Linked DNA regions of Mus musculus: region 2 is linked to region 1. Evidence: chromatin loops called from intact Hi-C (ENCODE). Cell type or tissue: heart. All regions are shown on one strand. Links, peaks and the distances in the headings refer to the core of each region. The heading gives the core; the rest is flanking DNA.

Region 1 (11,642 bases), core at 1,493-9,492:
TCAGAGCATGAAGCTCCTTCTGAGACAAACGAATCTACATGTCTGTTGCTGGGACCCAGGCTATGGTGGTGGCTGTTGGGATAACCTTTTCTTCACATTGTGTGAAGGTGTGTCTTTGTCATTTCAATAGTTAATTCTATATTGGCAGAGAGCTAAATGCTGGCAGGATTTTGGTATTATCATTTCTATGGTTTATCACCAGACTTTCTATTTTGTAAATATTTGTCCTTCCTTCACCTGCCTAAGGCAATCTAGAATTGTATCAGAGATGGTCTTGCTACTGATCGGTTTTAATGATGAGCTGATGGCCACTGTCTGGGCAGGAAGTGTAAGTATTTCTTCTTGGATGGCAGGGCATCCTGGGAATCAGAAGCCCAGGGACCACACAGCTCTGAGGGGAGAAGATATCCCAAAGGAAGGGCATCCTGAGACAAGGGATCCCAGGAGCCACACAGCTCCGAGAGGATGCCTCCTCAACAGAGGTGCTGCAGCTCCCAGGGGAGGGTGTCCCCATCCGAGCTGAGGAGCTCAGGAGCCTCAGTTCCCCTCCTCTTGGCTTCTTCTCTTCTTTGCTTCTTTTCGTTTTTTGGTTTCTTCCAACAAGATTCACACCAGGTAGAAAATCTCCTGAAAGAGATTTATTGGAGGGTCCAGGAAGAGGAGGGACGAATCCAGGGATTCTGTCCCGGGAACAGACAGCAGGGAACTGGACAAAGGGCAGTGTTTATAAAGTATTTCTGAGGGGGCAGAGCATTTCATGCAGAGATTTTCTGAATGAGGACTGGTGGGCTATAAAGTCCTCAGCTTGGGGGAGGGGAAAGTTGTATGTGTCAGAGATTGGTGGACTTCTTGTTCAGGGATTGGTAGGTTTTTGTGGAAAGCTCAGGAATTAGTGGGTTTTCTGCTTAGCAATTGGTGACTTTTTTTTTTCACCCCCCCCCCCTTTTCCCTGCATTGGGCCCATGGGTTAAGGTGGGAAGTTCTTCTTGGTTGCACCTAGCTTTTTTTCTTTTTTCTTTCTTCCTTCCTTCCTTCCTTCCTTCCTTCCTTCCTTCCTTCCTTCCTTCCTTCCTTTCTTTGGTTTTTTGAGACAGGGTTTCTCTGTGTAGCCCTGGCTGTCCTGGAACTCACTCTGTAGACCAGGCTGGCCTCGAACTCAGAAATCCACCTGCCTCTGCCTCCCAAGTGCTGGGATTAAAGGAGTGCACCACCACGCCAGACACTGCACCTAGCTTTTGCTGAGGTGCCATCTCGGTGGAGTGCTGGAGAGATGTCGCCACGGTGGACAGCTCCTGCAGGGGTGTTTCAGGAAAGCTGTAGGCTGAGGCGGGAAAGATGTCGCCACCGTGGACAGTTCCTCGTGCTGGCAGTCCGCTGAGGCAGAGAATGAGTTACTCTGTGGAGGACAGCTTCTGAGGGGCAGCTACCTGCTGAGGCGGGAAAGGTTGTGAGATAACATGGACAGCTCCTCCAGCTCCTGTCGTGGTTGCAGGCCGAAGAGATGTGGTGGTGGAGCTGCCATTTTGGACAGCTCCTGTGGAACATTTTACTGCTATGGCCTCAGGCTGTGGGGAGAAGGGGCCGGCTGCTACTTTGATGGCTTTCTCTCCTAGAAGAACATTGAGCTCAGTAGAGCAGCGGTGCTGACACCAGAGCGGAGGGTCTGAGAGCAGTGAGGAGCTGGAGCCCTTCTCCTCCAGAGTGGGGGTGGGCAGAGCCAGCAGCAGAGACCGTGCAGCTTGATCCACTCACGAACACTTTATGGAAATATCAGCAGTCCAGTTGAGTAGATTCGGGTTAGCAGCAGTGGTGGCAAGACTTAGCAGACACAGCTAGGCCTCAGCCGAATCGGCAGGAGTCAGCAGGAGGGAGCAGGGCCAACAAGGATGCCAGGAAAAGTTCTCAGCTGCGTCTCTCAGTGAAGCAAAGATCAGTGAAGCCAAGAGACCAACAGGCATTTAGCTATGCAACCAAGCCAAAACTCATTCTCCATCAGGTCCTTTTTATACTCTTTCCAAACATCATGTGTCCTCCATTGGTCTTGCCTCAGCACGTACACCTGTCTCAGCTGACCTCACTTTGTCAATCAGCCTGAGTCCATGGAAGCGGCAAGAAACTGCAGAACACCATCGGAAGTTTTTTCTTTTTTAATGCATTATTCTGTATGCTGTCCTGAAAAAAATGGAGCTCAACCAAACAATGTAATGGGCCAATACGTGAGTGTTAGTGAAGATTCCTCATCACATGTGCTTGCTTTAGCAAGACATCTTTTTTTTCTGTGTCTGCTTCAGCTAAACACTCCTTCATGTGTTTGCCCCAGCGAAACCCCACCAACACAACTGACTTTCCAAAGAACCCTTAAATTTCCACTTCAGAAAGCTGAGGGTGATGAACACTTTGAGAAAACAAAGGCCACACAGTCAGCAGCCCCTCTGGGCACCACCGAGTGTAGCATTAATAGTATTGTCTGTCCTGTCAGCTCCTCCTCAGGATCTGACTCTGAGAGAGACTCAAGGATGTTTATGCAGATGTCCTCTGCACTCCTTTCCTGGGACAAGCTGTCCCTGGCTCTGTAACAGGGAGGGAAGAAAACAGCAAAGAGCGAAGGGTGTTAGAAGCACAGTGCTACTGCCAGTGGGCTGCTTGGGGAAAGGTGCTGGCCACCAATCCTGACCACCTGAGAGTGATCCTTGGGTCCCAGAGCGTCATGGATGCAGAGCTGCTCATGGGACTCAGCCCTTCCTGCTGAAGTTTGGCTACTGCTGACTTTCAAATGTGCGCACTAAGTGTTTCTACCCACTGCACCATCACCCATGCAGATTACTGGGGGATTCTGTTTTTACCAGTGCTGTGACAGGGAAAAGAAAATCAGCTGAGATACCTATAGACAGAGGCAGCCTTGGCTACAGAGCAAGAACCTGTCTCTACACTGCTTGGATACAAATAAAATCCCAGCAGTAAACCCAACTACAAAGTTAAAAGTGAACATCTGAGTCTGGCACCTGATCCTTGGGATCCATGGGCAAATGGCTCCAGGAGACCCATTGATAACAGCATCCATGGATGGTCTTGTCCCTTGCAAAAATGCCACTGTTTCAGGGTAAGTCTGCATGCCGTCACACCTACTGTGCGTCATGTTCAGACTCCAGCATGAGACACAACACCAGAACTAGACAAAGTGCACTGCTCTGGTGGTGAGAGCCAGGCCAGGACACATCTGTGCAGTTTTCCGATTGCTCTGAGAGGCTTTGTGTGGCTGAGGTCTTTTTGCTGTTTTGGGAACCGTGTCCCAGCCCAGGCTTCCTCTCAGGATGGAGATGATGATTGTCATGAACTCTGATCCTCCTGCCTCCACAGCCAGGTGCTGCTCCTACAGATGTACACCCCACCTCTGGGTTTTTCTGAATATTTCTGATGACCTGAGATTGATTTAATCCAGGGAGATGAAAGCCATGGGTGGAGAAGGCATTGCTTCCTCTCCTGTGCCATTTACTGTGACCTTGTGAAAGAGGCTTTACAGTGTTTTTATGGTAAATTACATATATTATATATATTTAATGGTAATATATATACAATATATGTATTATATAATAATACCATACAAAAATATAATTTATAAAACAGTTGTAACATATTTACAATATATAAAAATATATAATATGGGCCGACCGGTGGTGGCGCACGCCTTTAATCCCAGCACTTGGAAGGCAGAGGCAGGCATGAAACCTCCAAGATGGCACCATGCTTCTTTTAGTGTTTTTATGTTGTTGTTTTTATTTTGCTTTGTTTTTTGAGACAGGGTTTCTCTGTATAGCCCTGGCTGTCCTGGAACTCTCTCTGTAGACCAGGCTGGCCTTGAACTCAGATACACACTAGCCTCTGCCTCCTGAGTGCTGGGATTAAAGGTGTGAGTAACCATTCCCCAGTCCTTTTTGCTTTTAAGTTACATTATTCATTTATTTGATTGTTTATTGGAGGTGCCTAGACAGTCCCCAGGTTGTGCCCACAGCTCAGTGTCTGTGGAGGAAGAAGAGATTGTGTTTCTGTCCACTGTACATGTCTAAGGATCTTTTCCCAGTCGAGGCTGAGTTCTGGAACCAGACTAGCTTACTGTGTTACAACTGTGCATCACCAAGGCAGGTTTGCCATCGTATCCCTGCCGGACGGAGCTCTGAGAGCTGGGGAGCTGTGCTGCTGGGTTTCTGTCAACTTACTCAACCTAACTCATCTGAGCAGATGGAAGCTCAGTTGAGAAAGTGCTTCCCTTCTACCCGATGGGCCTGTGGGTAAACCTGTGGGGTAGTTTCCTCATGGATGATTGATGTGGAGGCTCCAGCTCACTGCCGAGCCTCAGAAGGTCCTGGATTGCTTAAGAACATTGAATAAGCCAGGAAAAGTGGTGGTACTCCTCCACGGCCTCTGCAGCAGCCCTGATCTTTGTGGTTGTGCCTCCAGTTCCTGATCCAACTTCCCTGAATGGCAGGCTCTAAGCTGTAAGGTGAACCATACCCGCTCGTCCCCACGTTCGTTTTGTTCATGGCATTTTACCACAGCAACAGAGACCCTAACTAAGACAGAGTCCCTGTGAGGGAAAGATGGCAATTTAGAAGGGACGAAACCTGTGCATTCTTCCAACCAACTCCTCGCTACAAGGAACCAGAGAGGTGAAAATTCCTACCCACCACCATCAGGACATCGAGAAGAGATGGTATCATTTAACAACTGTAATTTTCACATAAAGATAGTTGTCTGTTACTTTATTTTTTTTTTAACCTATCTTTAAGGATGGTTCTTAAATGCTTTAACCTCCCATCTAGCCTGCCACCCACCAGAGGTAGTGGAAAAGAAAGGACACTGGGGAAGTGGATCTGTTTAGAAAGGTTCTTTGGAGCAACTCCCATCTGTGTTGTCTGGAAATTGCCAGCTCAGCTCACAAGTCAGCAGTGGCAGCAGCTTGATCCACTTGAAAACATTTCACAGATACACCAGCAGTCCAGTTCAGTAGAGTCAGGATAGCAAACACGAATCAGCAGCGGTGTCACTACCTAGCAGAGACAGCCAGGCCTCAGCCTTGGCATAAGTTAGCAGGAGGGACCAGGGACAACAGGAACACCAGGAAAAACTCTCAGCTGTGCCTTTCTCAGTGAAGTAAAGATCAGGGAAGACTGGAGACCAAGAAGTGTTTAGCTATGCAAGCAAGCCAAGTTCAGGTTCTGCCACTGTCGTGTCCTTTTTATACTTCCTCCAACCATCACGTGTCCTCCACCACTCTTACCTCAGCACATGTATCTGTCTCAGCTGACATCACTCTGCCAATCAGTCCTTGGAAGTAGAAAGAAACTGCAGCACACTACAAGTTTTTTAGTGCATTTCTCTCTATGAAGTCCTGACAAATGGAGCTCAACTACGCAATGTAAGGCGGACCAATACAAGTGTGTTGTTAGCCAAGAATCCTTCATCACATGTCCTTTCACATGCTTGATTTAGCAGAACTTCCTCTCTCCTGTGTCTGCTTCAGCGAAACGTTCCTTCAGGAGTCTGCCTTAGTCTTTCACCTGTGTTCACTTCAGGTAAATGTTCCTTCACGTGTTTGCCCCTACAAACCACCATCCAACACAACTGACTCTCCAAAGAACCCTGTAATTTTCCATTTCATGTCAGGCTCTCCCTTGTCTTCAGAGCTGTCCGAGGACTGCCCGAGTGGATAGCATATCCCCTTTCCTTTCCACAGGCAAGGATCTGAGGGAAGAAAAATGGCCATGCAAGAAACACAGTACTTGTGAGAGAACTTGGAGAATATACCCTGTCAATTTCCTCACCCATCTAATCTACCTTCTTCCAGGACACACATTCTCCCAAGAAACAAACAGATATCACACACCATCAAGAGTTCCTTTCCATGTGCCAAGTGAGGATGAATTTATTGTGATTCCTCTTCTACTTTCTCTCCATGACAGGTAAACAAAAACCAAAACATAAAGGAAGATATCTACTACCACCTTGGTTATCGTTGCAATCATGGCTCAGTGAATGTTGGAGCTGCTTATGCTAATATTTGTAGTCAGTTACCTCCTAACTCATAGCAGGTAAAGTGACTTGTCCTCTACCATATCCTGGCTCCCAAGGTGCTCCCCAACTCAGGAAGCAAACAACAGTGACAATGTCTCCCATTTATGTAGAGCAAGAAGTAAGAGCATTCTCAGTGAGGACAGCCAACACTGTCCACCCCGGGTAAGCACAGCCACTGACCAAGGGGAACCAGAAGGTTCTACCACCTGTCCCCACCATGGCATCTGGGACACCAGCCACTGTCCACTGTCTGACTCACAGAGCAGATCTTCTCTCCCCAGCCCTCAGTTGCTGGAGGTCCTCACCTCTTCCCGGCCACAGGAGACCAGGTCAGTGCTGAAGGGAGATTCAGTCCACCTAGGTGGGGCAGGTCTGAGGGAACCACGTGTCCAGGAGCCCGTTCCTCTTGCTAATGGCTCCCCCCACCCCTGAGGGTCCTGGACACTCATTCTCCTTTAGGAGACTCTGCCGTGAGTGTGAATTGTGTCCCTTGTCTTCATAGGAGCATGTCCCTGACACATACCCCTGAGGAAAGATTTATCACAGCTCTGTGATCTGGGAGAACCCCTGCACCATATAATCCAGGCTTCTGTCCTTGTTGCCTCTCCTCTGGCGCTAATAAGCTCAGTCTGCAGAACAGACTCTGTAGCACGCAAACTCTCTAACCGGCCATGCGCATCACCAACCCTCAGCCCTCAGCGTGTCTAGCCCCGCCTCCTTCAGCTACAAATGGCGAGTCTTAGATCAACTTTGCCTTTCTGTGCTCTGGTGACTCTTCTCGTTCTTCCTCCCGCAGGTCACAGGCCCCACAACAACTCTCCTTGAGTGTGAGGCAAGTATTGCAACTCACACTTCCTGTTTCCTCTCAGAGGGCTCTGTGGGAACTGGGGACTCAGAGCCACAACTGTGCTGTCAAGTGTGTGTCCTTAGTGCCTCGTGCAACAGACAAGGAGCTTCGCCTCCTCCGCCCTTAGCCTGCTCACCTACATTCTGCCCACTATAGAGAGAGGCCAAGGGTGCCAGTGAGCTCTCACCTGTAGCTCCCAGCACAGACCCAAACAAGGAAGGGCCACACCCTTCCACCTTGTCATCGGAACCTGCTCTGGCCTTCAGTGGAAGGGATTCCATTCAAAGCAGTGAGGGGTGCAGGTCCTGGGGTCTCTGCATCCCCTTCTACCCTGCACTCTTGTCCTTTAATCTGTCAGATGAATTCAGACAAGACACAGGCATTGGACAGGAGAGTGGCAGGTTTCTTAGAGAAACAAGGGAGGCCCGGGAGTGAGGGTGGGCATCGGCCAAAGGGCCCACTGCAGATGGAAGGCCCTCAAGGGGTGGACAATGGCCAGAGGACCACGGGCTGCATGGTTAGGTAGGCTGGCTACTGTGTTCTAAAGTCTGCACAGACAGCCTTTCTGAGGCGTGGTTTCCTGCTCAGGAGATTGACAGGCCATGTGGGTTGACTAAGGAGGGGAAAAGTGTATACCTTTGTTCTTTATCAGAAAGTGTTGGGGCCGGCTTGTGGCTCTCATGTCTGGATTAGAGCCTGGGATGCATCTTGGAACTGAAAGAAAAGAGAGAATCTAGGCGGGTAGAGAGAGAAATGGAGTGAAGACAGGTTTCTGATCAAGACTTAACTTTAATGTCCGCCCAAACACGCTTTATAAAGAAGAGGGGAGGCCCATTCCCAGTCATGCCAAGTTCCTTGTGAAGTTGTCAGATCAGCCTTTTAACAGGAACTCGAGAAAATCACAGTTCGGTGTTAACTCTGGAAGATCTTGGAGAACCGGTTCGGCCTCAGGCAGGCAGCAGGCAGTGTAACATCAAAGGAGAGGGATGAGAAGCAGCACAGCAGGTGGCTCCGCCTCAGTGCCCGACAGTCTGAACCAGCCTGTCTAGGCTGGAAGGAGGTTACAAGAAAGCTCTTGCCACAGAGCATCTTAGGTCCTTTTAGCAATTGAGAAAGCCATCTAAAGGATTTAAATGGAGTTTACAAGGCTGTGAATGTAGTGCCCTTGCTTGCCTGGCTCTACAATGCCTAGATTTGATCTGCAGCAGCACAGAATGCAGGAGTGTGGTGCACACCTATAGTCACAGCAGCCTGGTCCTTGGGGAGCACGGGGACTCCCTGGGTTACATGGGGCCAGATTCTCGCATGCAGGCACGCATATGCTCACCCAGACCAAATTAGGACAGCTGAGACGATTCAGTGGATGAAGGTTCACAACTGGCCTGCATGTTGTCCTCTGAGATCCACAGATGCTCTGTCTCTCTCTGCACTAACTGCTGACTGCACTGACTGCTGCACATGCTTCTCAGGTTGCTGGAGTTCATGGTATTTCCTGAAGATCAACGCTCAACAACCCAAACCACCAGCTTCAGTGTCCCCATCTCATCAGCAACTGCCTTCCAAGGTGGTTAGGGGGGAAACGCGGCGATGGGACCAGTTCTGCTAGCTGCTCTGCTCATGTGTCAGTCTCCTGCCCCTCACTAGTGGGGAAGGGGAGGACATTGTCCCCTGTCCTCACCAACACAACCCTGCAGCTTGGCCTTCAGAGTCAGCAAAGAGAAAGGCAGAAAATGGACTAGGTGGCCAGTGGCCAGCAGGGTAGGAATCACTGCTGAAGGACTTTGCTCTTTAGACCACAACAGCGAGAGTGGGGTTTTGGGTCATCTGAAGCAGGGAAACTGCCAGTGGCAGAGAATAATGGGCCTTGGGTGTTGTGTCCGGCCAGCAGACCACAACCTGGGTTCTAGCCTGGAAAGGCATTTTGGAAACCTGGAAGAGAAGAGGGGCTAGGTGGCGAGAGAAAAGAATGTAGCCAAGACAGTTACTCTGATCAAGGCTCAAATTTTATTGTTGCGACACTAGTTATGAAGGAAGGGGGAGGGGACCCGATTCCCGCCGAATAATCTCTGGTCCAGTAGAAAGGTGCACGTGTGTGGCTCCTCAGGTTCCAGCAGTGGGCGTGGCAGAACGAATGAGCAGGAAGCTCCACCCCGAGCAAGCAGGTTTCAGGCTGGGGGAGGGGAGACTACATCTCCTCCCTTTTATTAACAAAATTTAAAAAAAGAAAAAGCTGGACTGAGGGGGAAAAATTATCTATGCTCAATAGTTCTGCCTGGAATCTAGGGCTAAGGAAAAAACCTGCTTTCCTGGGATTCCTTAACTTTTCTTATGGTAAACTGTATCTGGCTAAGAGTGACCTTTCTTATCTTAGTGAACAACTAACTGAAAAGCCTGGAGCTGTAGGCTCTGACTTTATAATGTTAATTAGTACTTGGTAGGTAACTTTCTAGTTGAATTTTAAGTAGGGCGTTGGAACTCTGGCTAAGTTTGACTGAACAAATGTGAAATACACTATAATAAGAATAACACTAAGTTGATATTTCTCGGCATTTTTGGATGATAGGTGGGAAACAGGGAGAAGGAGTTCGACCGGCTCTTGTAGTACAAGGCCAATTGGCTTTTTTATTTGGGTGGGAGGCAGTGAAGGGCTTGCCCTTTCAATAGTACGTCTCCAATCTCTCTCTCCCCTATTAATTAAGTTAAATAAGGCAACGCTTAACTGAGGTGATCAAATGATTTTCTCATCCGTAGATGAGTGGGCTTTTAACCTTGGCTTGGGTGGACATTGACCCGATTCCTCTCGTGGGTACTGATAAGACCCACACCTGTGGCTCTGGGTACCTTTTGGGGAGGTGAGGCAGAGCCGAAAACTATTTTTTCATTTTTAGCCAAAATTTGGTATCAACCTCTTTTAAACCGGGTTTATCTTACAGGAAACTCAGAAATGGTCAAGCTGGACCTTCTCCTGTAGTGCCTCTGCACCAAGCGATGTCCATACTGAATTTGTACAATTACAAACCAGTATGCACAGTTCTGAGTGCTGTGCAGTTCCTAAAGGAGAATTATTAACCTCAGATTTAGCAAGACCTAGGCAAGAATTATGTCATTAGTAACACCACGATTTGTGGCTAAAATAGGAGCTGGAAGTCGTTTCTCCTCATCCCTGTATTTTTTACAGCCTAAGGACACCTTGCAGTAACAGCAAGAGTGAAAAGCCAGAGGTCAGCTAAGGGACTAAGCCTGTCTATCAAAATAAAAACCAATCTTTATTAATATAGAAATATCTACTTTTCTAGCTCTCTTGGTAAACCTAATTTTTAACTCAGACTGAAAGCCACGTGCTGGAAATGTCTTTGGAAAGGAGATAACAGCAGCCACCTGTGTGCTCTAGGGGGGCGGGGATGCACATCCGCTGGTCCGCCTCGAGAATGTTGATTTACCTGCTTGAAAGACAAAATCTCGACAGTGAGAAAGTAGGAAAGCAGAACTTCTTTTGGGGAAGTCTAGGTACTTTATTCAAATGTAAATTGTAAAGCTGAGGCTAGTCTCTGGCCTCCTGTCGGGAGCTGGCTCAGAGAGTAGCTTTTTTCGGAGCCTGAGTCCTCAAGCTGACTTTTAAGCAAAAGAGGAATTTTAGTCCTCAAGGTGATACTTTAGAAGATTTAGAATCTGTGTTCATCTGACAAATTAATCTATCTGGCAGCCACCGCGCTCTATCTTTATCTCGTGAAAAAACACAAACTGAGTCCCTACCCCAAATTAGAACTGGATCTGGACTCTTCCATTTGTTAGTCAGGGGGTCCTTCTATTTTACCAATGTATTAAGTGACCAATTGCTCTTTAATAGCTTTTTTTATTAGCTGTAAGGCCAGCAATCCTTCTGAGGTTAGGGATCTAGGGGAAGTGGGGGATGTGTTTTGAATTAACTTTGCTAGGTAATTTAGAATATAGGAATCTCTAACATTGGACTGAATATTAGACCAGTCTGAGATTGAGTTAGAATGGCTGGTCACACTGAAGAAAAGAGAAAAATCATTATGACTTTATTAAATGACTAATTTTACTAAGTCTGAATATACAGTCTCTGATGTACTATTGTCATAAAGTTAAAAGGCTAGAAGCTAGTCTAAACTGGAAAAATGACAAGTAAGGATGGATCTAAAACATGAATTTAATTTAGTTTTTTATTCAATTTAATCAGGACATGAGTCAACTTAACTACCAGCTCGTCACACGAATTTACTAATATGCTTCTGTAGCATTCTGTGGAGAAAACCTGTTTTTCCCCTTTTCTAATAAGGTAGCTGTTTTAGGATCAATCTATAAGCCAATAAGTAGATCTCTTTAAGATACTATAAAGCATTTATTAAACTCTTTGACATTAAAATATTAGATTTTGAAAATAAAGGTAAGACTTTAATAGTGTGCATGGGAATGCACTAAATAGTATGCACGGGGATACAATTTCTCTCTTTTTTGTCTTTTAAGAAGTTAAAGTTTTAAAATTTTACAATACCTAAACTTTTGAATTAATAACTAGTTGACAAAACATTTTAAATACTTGGCTGTAAAGGGGCAGTGACTAATTGTACTTTTAATCAATTTTCTTAAGGAGCTGTTGTAACTAGAAGGCTTGCAAAGTTATTAAGAGTCACATGTGCTTAATTTATTTATTTATTAACTAGAAATATGCATAAGCAATTGTAAATTTGAGAATAGTATCTGA
Region 2 (11,642 bases), core at 1,853-9,852, 740 kb after region 1:
AACTTTGACTTTAGACAATTAAGAAAAGTTTGAAAAAAAATTTCTGCATGTGGGTGTTTTGTTGGCATGTGTGTCTGTGAACCTCTCATGTGCATGGTGCCTTTAGAGGTTAGAATAAGCCTTTGGATCCCCTGGAACTGGATCTACAGGGTGCTTGTGGGCCATCATGTGGGTGCTAGGAATTGAACCTACGTCCCCTAGAAGAGCAGCCAGTGCTCTTAACCACTGATCCATCTCTCCCAAAGATTTATTTGTGCATGTGAGAGAGTATGTGAACATGCTCTTATGTGGGTGTATGCTACGGGCATCATGAAGACTGAAAGAGGTCGTTGGAGTTACAGGAAGTAATAAGCTGCCTGGTAGGTATGTTGGGAACCAAACATAGTATGCTTCAAAGAAACCAAGAAAGCAGACAAAGGAGACAAGTACTTTATTATAAGACATTAAATATATGTCTTCCCAAAATGGTTGTTTAAGTAAGGTTGGAGGTCAAGGTGAACAGATAATTGTGCCAGAAGGACCTAATGCTGTCGTTGCCTATATTCTTACTAGAATAAAGGTTAGCATCATTTTTAGTCACTGAGAAATAATACAGCAAAACTTTTAACTGTTTTAAACATCTGAATAGATTGAGCGAGCACAGTCCTTTCCTGCTCTGCTGGAGGGAGTCGTCTTCAATCAATGAGCTCCCCCAGCTGTCCCGACTTCCCAGGAGCTGATTGAGATAAACTCACAATTTATTAGTGGCAGTTGTTATCAGTCTAATGGACCGAAGGTCTTGGGTACAATGGTATTTTGTATAAATGGGCCAAAGTTATGAATAGAGTTAAGTTTTTGTCCAACAAATCAAGTTCCTGGATTCCTGTGTAACGCAGCAGGAATGTCCTTAGTGGGATGCCTCCCATCAAGCCCAGGTCTTACTCAAATAGGAAAAGAAATGTCGTGTTTGGAGAAACCAACTCAGTCTCATTGGAGAGGACTGCAGCCAGCCTGTCAGCATCCAGAGAGCACGGGTCTACAAGCAACAAGCAAGCAAACAGCTCCAAGTAGGGAAACAGGCAGCCCTTACATCCCGATGTATAGAATGGTGACAGTAGGAATTAGAACTTTTTTTTTCCTTTTTAAGTCATCTGGATGTGGTGGCACAAGCCTTTAATTCCAGAATTTGGGAGGCAGAGGGGAGGGAGGTGGATCTCTGAAAGTTGGAGGCCAGCTTGGTCTACAGAGTGAATTCCAGGCCAGCCAAGGCTACACAGAGATAACTTGTTTCAAAAAACAAACACCTCTCCTTCTCAACTATACACATTATAACTTCTTTGTATCTTTTTTAAATTTAATGACTCTTTTATGTCTAGTCCTGTTTATAAAATCTTAGCACCCACTATATTTTAGGTTAAAACTTGATAAATCATATATAAAATACAGAAAACATGTTTGACTGTATTTCAACTGTCAAGTACAGGCCAAACAGTCTTCATTTAAAATACACTATTGATGAAAACTGAATATCTTTGAGCAACTTATGTAATTTTAAAAATTAAGTTACCTTAAAATGGTTAGCCTTCAACAACAGCAACAGATAACTTAGGGAGTGAGTAAAGTGGGTGTGGTGGTTTGGATATCCTTGGCTCATGGGAAGTGGCACTATTAGGAGGTGTGACCTTGTTGGAGGAAGTTAGTCACTGTGGGGGTGGGCTTTGAGGTACTATGCTTAAGAAGACAATTTCCACCTGGCTGCCTTTGGATCAAGATATGGAACTCTTGGCTCTTATTGCACCATGCCTCCTTGGACACTGCCATGCTTCCCCCATGATGATGATGAACTGAACCTCTGAAACTGTAAGCCAGCCCCAACTAAATATTTGCCTTTATAAGAGTTGCCTTGGTCATGGTGTCTCTTCACATCAATGAGACTCTAAGACAGTGGGAATGGGTCCTTTTGAATGAGGGGACTTTGTGCACTAGTCTGGCTTTTGTGAACCATAATAACTGGGTTTATGTTAGCCACAGTTTGCAATAATTCGGGGGATGGGATGGGACAGTGGGAGGAACAGGTCATAGGACGAGGAAGGAACCTAAATGTGACATCCAGAGATCTGGTCAGATGGCTGGGAAGGCTGGTAGGAGGTGGCAGTTGCTCCCCAGGTAAAGGAGACTTTTCCAGAGGAGCCAGCATTTGTGTATTCAGAGCCCAGTAGGAGGGGTTTTACAGAGGAGTAGAACCAGAAGGATGGAGCTATAGGAGGGGAGATTAAAAACATGGTACTTTGCCCTCCAGCTCCCCCAATCCCCACCCCGTTTAATTTAAGTTATTCTTTTTGTTTCTTTGTAGCGCAGTAGTAAAAGTTCAAGGTCATTTTCCTGGAGGATACTTCAGTCTGGCTGTGTCATAGCCCAAGGGTAAAAAATTGCTGAAGGAAGACCCCAGACTCAGATAGTATGCAAAGACAGACTGTTTATTCGGCAGAAACAATCAGCATGAGGGAGTCAACCATTTTCCAAAATGGCGACCCCAGACAAAGGCACGCAGGCCTTCTTATAGGGAACCAGGTGAACTCTCTAGAAGGATTAGGTAATCTCTAATGTGATTGGCAGGGGCCAAAGTGGTGACATGAGTATAACTTTGATTGGCGACTATGTTAGTTCTTGTATATTTAGAGAGTGGGTTAGGTAATCTGAAATTTGATTGGTGGGTGCTGGGGAGGTCACAGAGGTTGGCTTCTGATTGGCTGTGCCAGGTGGTCAGTTGTCTGCATTCCTATGTCATGAACTACAGGATGAGGTAGGACTGCCCAGCACAGATGACCCATCCTGGGATAAGATATTTTCCATTCTTGCGGTTATCCCCAGGCTGTTCTTGTGGGACGAGGTTTTATGACCTTGTTTCTGGATTTTATGGTCTGTTCCTGGAGGTGATGCCTTGTGGCCTAGTTTCTGGGACTTGGGGTTTGCTCGTTTTGAAATCAGGCCTGGTCCTTAAAGGGAGACAATGGGGTTTAGGCTGTCCTTTCAACAGGACAACTTGAGACATTGTGACTTAATAGAGCCTTTCAGTCTTAGGGTTAATTAACATTTTTGGATGAAATGTGCCAAAGGAGAGGCTCTATCATAGGGTCGCTAGCCAGTCTGTGCAGAGGGTGACAAAGGAGACTTTTCCTGCCTGGAACGCCGGCCAGAGGAATGGCGTTCCCAGACCCAGGGGCTCTCTTTCTTTAGTCAGGGTGCCTGCGAGAGGAGGGGCTGTCCACCTGATGCAAGGGTTTGGAGAAGTTGGCTTGGTGAACTTCCAGGAGAGGGAAGACAAATCTCAAAGCTCACTCAGAGTCAGGTAAGCTACTGGCATATGCAAATTATGCACCAGGAGTCTGCATGCAAAGTCACCATAACCTTAAAGCCAATTCTTTCAGCATGAGGACGCCCCCCTCCCCACAACTCAACCCATTGCTTTTTTTTTTTTTTTTTTTTTTTTACAAGTGCACTCTAGGGGCTCCCCTCCAAGCTGCCTTTCCTCTAACAGGTAAATTAATTCACCACCAATCCCTCTCGGTCTAGCGACCTGAGACAGCTTGGAAGCATTGTGCATGCTACAAGCCCCTGTCCTGCTATCACCTGAGTTTAAAGAGCTCTCTTAGTGAGAGGCAAGGGTAGGGACTGGTACGCAGCTGTGAGGTCAGCAGGCCAGATCCTGTTGATTTTTTTTTTTTTAACTTCAGAAAATCAGTTCCATGACTGCTATAGCCTGGGGGCCCAGTTCCATGACTGCTATAGCCTGGGGGCTGAAGTTGGCTGGTTGGGTTGCTGGGTTTTGGTGTTCTGGACAGACGCCATCCACCTGAAAGGATGGGAGTTGATCAGTGACATCAGCACCACAGGCCCGAGCCTCACCTTGCTGCAGCTGTGGGAGAGGGCTCCTGTCACTCACAGTCAGACATCCAGATGGGCTACAGAGCAGAATGAAAGCCAGATGTGTGCGAGGATGTGCACTGTCAGACTGCCTTTGCCCTCTGTAGGAAATGTGACAGCAATGTGTGTCTGGGGAGGAGGACAGGTTTGTGTGCTCACTGTGGGTGGGTTCCACCTCTGAGAGTATAAGTAGAATATGACACAATAGCCTTGGTAGGTACAAAGATGACAGACAGCCCTAAAGAGGACTACCAACAGCGTACATCTCAGATAGAGGACTGGTCCAGACTAGAGTGGGAAGACAGCTTTGAGAACACTGCCTTTCTCAATTGTTAAAAGGACGTAAGAAGTTCTGTGGCAGGAGTTTTCTGACAGAGAACACAGGCACACGGTCATCCTCTCCTCCTCAACCCACATGGTCTGTCAATCTCCTGAGCAGGAAGCCACGCCTCAGGAAGGCTGTCTGTGCAGACTTTAGAACACAGTAGCCAGCCTACCTAACCACGAAGCCCCAGCCTACCTAACCATGCAGCCCGTGGTCCTCTGGCCATTGTCCACCCCTTGAGGGCCTTCCATCTGCAGTGGGTCCTTTGGCCGATGCCCACCCTCACTCCCGGGCCTTCCTTGTTTCTCTAAGAAACCTGCCACTCTCCTGTCCAATGCCTGTGTCTTGTCTGAATTCATCTGACAGATTAAAGGACAAGAGTGCAGGGTAGAAGGGAATGCAGAGACCCCAGGACCTGCACCCCTCACTGCTTTGAATGGAATCCCTTCCACTGAAGGCCAGAGCAGGTTCCGATGATGCTAGACAAGGCGGAAGGGTGTGGCCCTTCCTTGTTTGGGTCTGTGCTGGGAGCTACAGGTGAGAGCTCAGTGGCACCCTTGACCTCTCTCTATAGGGGGCAGAATGTAGGTGAGCAGGCTAAGGACAGGGGAGGCGAAGCTCCTTGTCTGTTGCACGAGGCACTAAGGACACACACTTGACAGCACAGTTGTGGCTCTGAGTCCCCAGTTCCCACAGAGCCCTCTGAGAGGAAACAGGAAGTGTGAGTTGCAATACTTGCCTCACACTCAAGGAGAGTTGTTGTGGGGCCTGTGACCTGCGGGAGGAAGAACGAGAAGAGTCACCAGAGCACAGAAAGGCAAAGTTGATCTAAGACTCGCCATTTGTAGCTGAAGGAGGCGGGGCTAGACACGCTGAGGCCTGAGGGTTGGTGATGCGCATGGCCGGTTAGAGTTTGCGTGCTACAGAGTCTGTTCTGCAGACTGAGCTTATTAGCGCCAGAGGAGAGGCAACAAGGACAGAAGCCTGGATTATTTGGTGCAGGGGTTCTCCCAGATCACAGAGCTGTGATAAATCTTTCCTCAGGGGTATGTGTCAGGGACATGCTCCTATGAAGACAAGGGACACAATTCACACTCACGGCAGAGTTTCCTAAAGGAGAATGAGTGTCCAGGACCCTCAGGGGTGGGGGGAGCCATTAGCAAGAGGAACGGGCTCCTGGACACGTGGTTCCCTCAGACCTGCCCCACCTAGGTGGACTGAATCTCCCTTCAGCACTGACCTGGTCTCCTGTGGCCGGGAAGAGGTGAGGACCTCCAGCAACTGAGGGCTGGGGAAAGAAGATCTGCTCTGTGAGTCAGACAGTGGACAGTGGCTGGTGTCCCAGATGCCATGGTGGGGACAGGTGGTAGAACCTTCTGGTTCCCCTTGGTCAGTGGCTGTGCTTACCCGGGGTGGACAGTGTTGGCTGTCCTCACTGAGAATGCTCTTACTTCTTGCTCTACATAAGTTGGAGACATTGTCACTGTTGTTTGCTTCCTGAGTTGGGGAGCACCCTGGGATCCATGACTCCTGACTTGTCTCTCTTGGCGCTGCCTCCCTTCCCATCTAAGCTGTCCCCTCCCTGCCTTTGCTCCCTTTGCCCTGTCATTTGCTATCTTTCTACCTGGTGCTGGGGATGGTTATTTTGGGGGGAGTGGCTCTTTTGGGTGCTCTGCACAGTCTATCTTCACACACACCCCAATTCGTCTTCCCTCCCCAGCCCCAGGTTGTTCCAGGGGACCCCGAGGATGCTTGTGTCTCCTCTAGATTCTCAGACCTACCTTTCTGTACTACTCTTTTGCTCTCGTCCAGTTCTTTTGTTCCTCCCCGTGTATTCTTTTGCGGCTTTCCCGACTGGGAGACAGAGAAATACAATGGGGTCTTTTACTCTAAGCCATATGGGAATGGGAGGGACATGAGCAACAGAGAGAGGGACCGGGGAGTCATCGGGAAGGCAGGGATTTGAGGACCTCCAAGAGTTAATGAGAAGCAGGCATGTAGGAAAGGCTTAGTCCAGAGACAGAGATGAAGAAAACCTTTTCTGTTCCCAAGCAGGGAGGAAGGGGAAGAGGAAAGGCACCATACTTGTCAAACTTCTTGAGAAACACCAAATACACCAGGCTTCCTAGGATAGCCAGCCCAGCCAGGACTTCAGCAGCCAAGCTAGCCACAATCAGGGGTGACAACAGGAAATTTTTTGACGGTTGATCTGTGGTGGAAGGATATCAGAAGAGGGAATTAAAGTCATTTTTTGGTGGGTATCAGAAAGGCACTCTCTGCATGGCGGATGCCCCTGTCTGTTGCTTTGGGGGATACATCTTCTATAAGAAGGTCCAGAGGTGACTGGGGGGAGGGAGGTATGAAGTGAGGCTGGGTGACCCAGCCCAGTAAATAATGTCTTTATTCTTCTAGATGCCTCTTACAAATCTCTAAGACAATCAACCCAAAGTTAGCATTATGTAACAAAATCTTATTTTTTCAGAGGGTGGGCCACATGTCTATCTGAAGGCCCACCACCATCCAGTCAGAGTAAGTGACAGCTGATGTTAGGTTGCTATGGGGATGCTAACAGAGAGAGATATTAGCAAGGCCTAATACGGTATTCAGAGATCTATTTCATCGCTTACCTCAATGGTTTCATTAACAGAGCAAGACTGGGTACATTGGCATGGGGGGTGCCTTCCTCCATATATCCCTCCAAAATCTACAGATATTTTCCATAAGCGAGTCAGCCATTTTCCAGGGCTGGCTTGCACTGCCTGGCCTAGCTCAGCCTCCGGGGCTGTAGTCCACTGCTGTAAAGATCCTAGGCTGGGCAGACACCCTCCGTGCCAATTATATTCTATGCCACATGCTTTGGGGGAACGACTGTGCACCCCTAGGCCAAGCCTAATAATTTCAACTCATTGTCTGTGTTTCCTGGAAGCCACTGTGCAGGCTTTAAAATCACTAACACAGCATCTGGGGTTCTGTTCGTTGTTTTCAAAGCTACTCTGGCTCTTCATGGATCCCTGCATTTGCCTTTGAGTCACCTGGACATAGTTCATTTTGCACTTAAACATCTGTGGTGGATTGAATAGGTATGGCCCCCATAGGTTCATATGTTTGAATGCCTGGTCCATAGGGAGAGACACTATTAGGAGGTGTTGCCTGGTTGGAGGAAGTGTGTCACTGTGGGGGTGGGCTTTGAGGTCTCCTAGCTCAAACTACACCAAGTGTGACACACAGTCTCCTTCTGCTGCCTGTGGATCAAGATGTAGAACTCTCAGCTCCTTCTTCATGTCTGCCTGCACACTGCCATACTTCCTGCTATGACAATGGACTGAACCTCTGAAACTGTAAGCCAGTGTCAAGTAAATGTTTTCCTTTATAGGAGTTGCTATGATCGAGGTGTCTCTTTACAGGACTGGATCTCTAAGATACCACCCTTTTCCCCCCACCCCACCCCGCTTGCTTTTTTTTAAAATATAAGATTTATTTATTGTATGTATATGAGTATACTGTAGCTGTCTTCAGACACACCAGAGGAGGGCATCAGAACCCATTATAGATGGTTGTGAGCCATCATGTGGTTGCTGGGAATTGAACTCAGGACCTCTGGAAGAGCAGACAGTGCTTTTAATCACTGAGCCATTTCTCCAGCCCCTTGTTTGTTTTTTGTTTTTGTTTTTTTTTAAAATATTTTATGTATATTGGTGTTTTACGTACATGTATGTCTGTGTGAGGGTGTCAGATTCCCTGGAACTGTAGTTACAGATGGCTGTGCGCCACCATGTGGGTTCTGGGAATTGAACCTAGGTCCTTTGGAAGAGCAGTCAGTGCTCTTAACCACTGAGCCATCTCTCCAGCCCCTTGCTTGCTTTTGTACTTTACAGACTTTGTGCGTGCTTGTCCAAAGCCTTCATCTGTAACTGAACTTCTTCCCCATAAAGAATAGATCCTACAATGGACATCTGGAAAGCCACCAAAGTCCTCACCTATTCCGAGCTTCTTCCTGAACAAAACCCTCTGCAGCCCAGTAAACTGGCTACTGACTGTGGGTACACAGCTTTCTTAGGAAGAGCTGTTCTGGACTGGAGAGATGGCTCAGAGCTTAAGAGTACCACCTGCTTTTCTGGAGGTCATGAGTTCAATTCCCAGCAACCACATGGTGGCTCACAACCATCTGTAATGAGAAACAAGTGAACCTATGGGCTTGGAGTGAGCAGGGGCCAGAGCAAGAGGGAGAAAGGGAAGTGGGAGAAAAAAAAGAGAGAAAGAGCTGTTCTGTTGTTTTCTGGGTCCTAATACTGGTCGGTGATGTTAACATCCTACCTAATCACTCATATAGCCAGTCAACTGGGGACTGATTTCTGCCACAGTCCCTCAGGTTAGAAAGCCTTTGTCTCAGGACAGGTGGTTGTTCACATCACCCAGTTACTCTGCTTCCCAGAGCAATCCCTCCACACTCGAACTAGAATTCTCACAATCCAGGCTCTGGTTGGAGTTCTCATTGTTTGAAAGCCTTTCTCAACAAGCAGATCAGGGGCTGTAAACTCAGCTATCATCGTAGCTTCTTGCACTGAGCCTCTACTAAGGCCCCTTCTGTGTGTGGAAACGTGGCTTGTTCTGTGTTAAAGGTCAGACCTGATCAGGGAGCACCTATCACTGCTACCATGTTCTCTTCTTTGTTACTCTCAATGGCTCCCGTGGGTTCTGAATCTAATGGAGACTCTTTTACACCACATCCAACCATTTCAACCTCCCCTTCTGTCTCTCTTTGTTTCTCTGTCTCTCTCTATCTCCCTCAGCATCCCCTTTCCCCCCAAATAGAGACTAATGCAACGGAGACAGTCGAAATGCCTTTGCCTGTTGTATCTTCTCTCATTCAGGCAAATTCCTTGTGGGAAAAAAGTGAACATCACTTTCTGCCACCAAAACAAAGGCATCTACTTATGATCATCTCTTGTATGCACTATTTCAGTGTCATAATATATTCTGCAGTCCATCAAAAGAGTCACGTGGTCCACCCCTTTCACCAAGGATAGCATGCTACCCATACCATTACAGAAAGATGGTCACCCTGGGATCTCCTCAAAGGGCACTCCATTCTCAGTGCCCTCTGCATGCCTTGATTGTATGCCCTATGATCCACCATATGGAATTTACAGCCTCCAACATTACTAGGTGGTGTGCCATCAAATCATATGGAAAAAGGTACTACACTGAGAGTAGCTTAACAGATAATTCATACTCACATGATCAGGCCAGCTCCATGTGTTGGCACCCTTTGCTGTGGCCATGTGACTACCTCTCCCCAACTCATCCTTGACACTATCAGTCTTTTTTTTTTGTGATTTCTTTTTCTTTTCCTCACTTTTATTAAAAATAGATTCTTTCTTTTTTAGGTTTATTTATTTATTTATTTATTTATTTATTTATTTATTTATTTATTATATGTAAGTACACTGTAGCTGTCTTCAAACACACCAGAAGAGGGAGTCAGATCTTGTTACAGATGGTTGTGAGTCATCATGTGGTTGCTGGGATTTGAACTCAGGACCTTTGGAGAGCATTCGGTGCTTTTAACTGCTGAGCCATCTCTCTAGCTCTCTTCTTTCTTTCCTTTCTTTCCTTTTTTCTTTCTCTTTCTTTCTTTCTTTCTTTCTTTCTTTCTTTCTTCCTTCCTTCCTTCCTTCCTTCCTTCCTTCCTTCCTTCCTCTCTCTCTCTCTCTCTCTCTCTCTCTCTCTCTCTTTCTTTCTTTCTTTCTTTCTTTCTTTTGAGACAGGGTTTCTCTGTGTAGCCCTGGCTGTCCTGGAACTCACTCTGTAGACCAGGCTGGCCTCGAACTCAGAAATCTGCCTGCCTCTGCCTCCCAAGTGCTGGGATTAAAGGCGTGCGCCACCACCGCCTGGCTTCTTTCTTTTTTTATTAATCGTTTTATTCTTTTACATTTCAAATAATATTCCCCTTCCCGGTTACCCCTCCACAACTCCCCATCTTTCCCCCACCCCCACTCCCTCTCCTCTTTGCCTCTAAGAGGGAGCTCCTCCACCCACTCACCCACTTCCACCTTACCACTCTAGCATCCCCCTTATATTGGGGCATCAAGCCTCCACAGGACCAAGGCTCTCCCCTCCCATTGATAGCAGACAAGGCCATCCTCTGCTACATATGTGTCTGGAGCCATGGCTCCCTCTGTGTATATTCTTTGGGTAGTGGTTTAGTCTCTGGGAGCTCTGGGTGGTCCAGTTAGTTGATATTGTTTTTCCTATGGGGTTCCAATCCCCTTCAGCTCCTTCAGTCTTACCCCTAGCTCTTCCACTGGGGTCCCCAGGCCCATTCCTGACCTCAAGCTGTACCACAGAGCAATAGTGATAAAAACTGCATGGTATTGGTATAGAGATATATAGGTAGATCAATGGAATAAAATTGAAGACCCCAAAATAAACCCACACACATATGGTCACTTGATCTTTGACAAAGAAGCCAAAACCATCCAGTGGAAAAAAGACAGCATTTTCAACAAATGGTGCTGGTTCAACTGGTGATCAGCATGTAGAAGAATGCAAAGTGATCTATTCTTATCTCCTTGTACAAAGCTCAAGTTCAAGTGGATTAAGGGCCTTCACAAAAACTAGAAATGCTGAATCTAATAGAATAGAAAGTGGGGAAGATCCTTGAATACATGGGCACAGGAGAACATTTCCTGAGCAGAACACCAATGGCTCAGGCCCTAAGATCAACTATAGGCAAATGGGACCTCATAAAATTGCAAAGCTTCTGTAAGGCAAAGGACACTGTCAATATGACAAAATGACAACCCACAGATTGGGAAAAGATCTTTACTAACCCTACATCTGATAGAGGGCTGATATCCAAAATATACAAAGAACTCAAGAAGTTAGACTTCAGGAAACCAAATAACCCTATTGAAAATAGGGTACAGAGCTAAACAAAGAATTCAAAACGGAGGAATCTGGAATTGCCGAGAAGCACTTAAAAGACATCCTTAGTAGTCATCAGGGAAATGCAAATCAAAATGACCCTGAGATTCCATCTCAACCAATCAGAATGGCTAAGATCAAAAATCCAGGTGACAGCAGATGCTGGAGATGATGTGGAGAAAAAGTAGCACTCCTTCATTGCTGTGGTACTGGAAGCTGGCAAAATCACTTTGGAAATCAATCCAATGGTTCCTCAGAAAATTAGAAATGGTTTTACCTGAAGACCCAGCTATACCACTACTGGGAATATGTCCAAAAGATGTTCCAACATATAACAAAGACACATGCTCTACTATGTTTATAGCAGCCTTATATATAATAGCCAGAAGCTGGGAACAAGCCAGATGTCCTTCAACAGAAGAATGAATAAAGAAAATGTGGTACATTTACACAATGAAGTACTGCTCAGCTATTAAAAACAATGACC

The links. Hi-C counts contacts between places; a loop is a spot of excess contacts. Peaks named below come from ENCODE experiments on the same cell type or tissue, not always from the same donor. Only the 100,000 strongest peaks of a DNase experiment are listed, where the experiment ranks them.
Region 2: a loop joins it to region 1, with 10 times the contacts of the local background. A loop is called at or near these places in 15 of 42 quality-filtered maps.

The regions. Positions count from the first base shown.
Region 1 is chr7:25,572,334-25,583,975 of GRCm38, reverse strand. Gm29918 (a long non-coding RNA gene) reads left to right here and starts at 6,145. Exons shown (of 3, transcript XR_391215.3): 1 at 6,145-6,231; 2 at 6,351-6,398; 3 at 6,866-7,423. In heart, for the core only: no CTCF peak of the experiment used is centred there; no DNase peak of the experiment used is centred there; H3K27me3 peaks cover 750 bases.
Region 2 is chr7:24,832,322-24,843,963 of GRCm38, reverse strand. It overlaps the pseudogene Gm5893. Among named protein-coding and RNA genes, the nearest start is that of Gm38965, 16 kb to the left of the region's middle. In heart, for the core only: no CTCF peak of the experiment used is centred there; no DNase peak of the experiment used is centred there.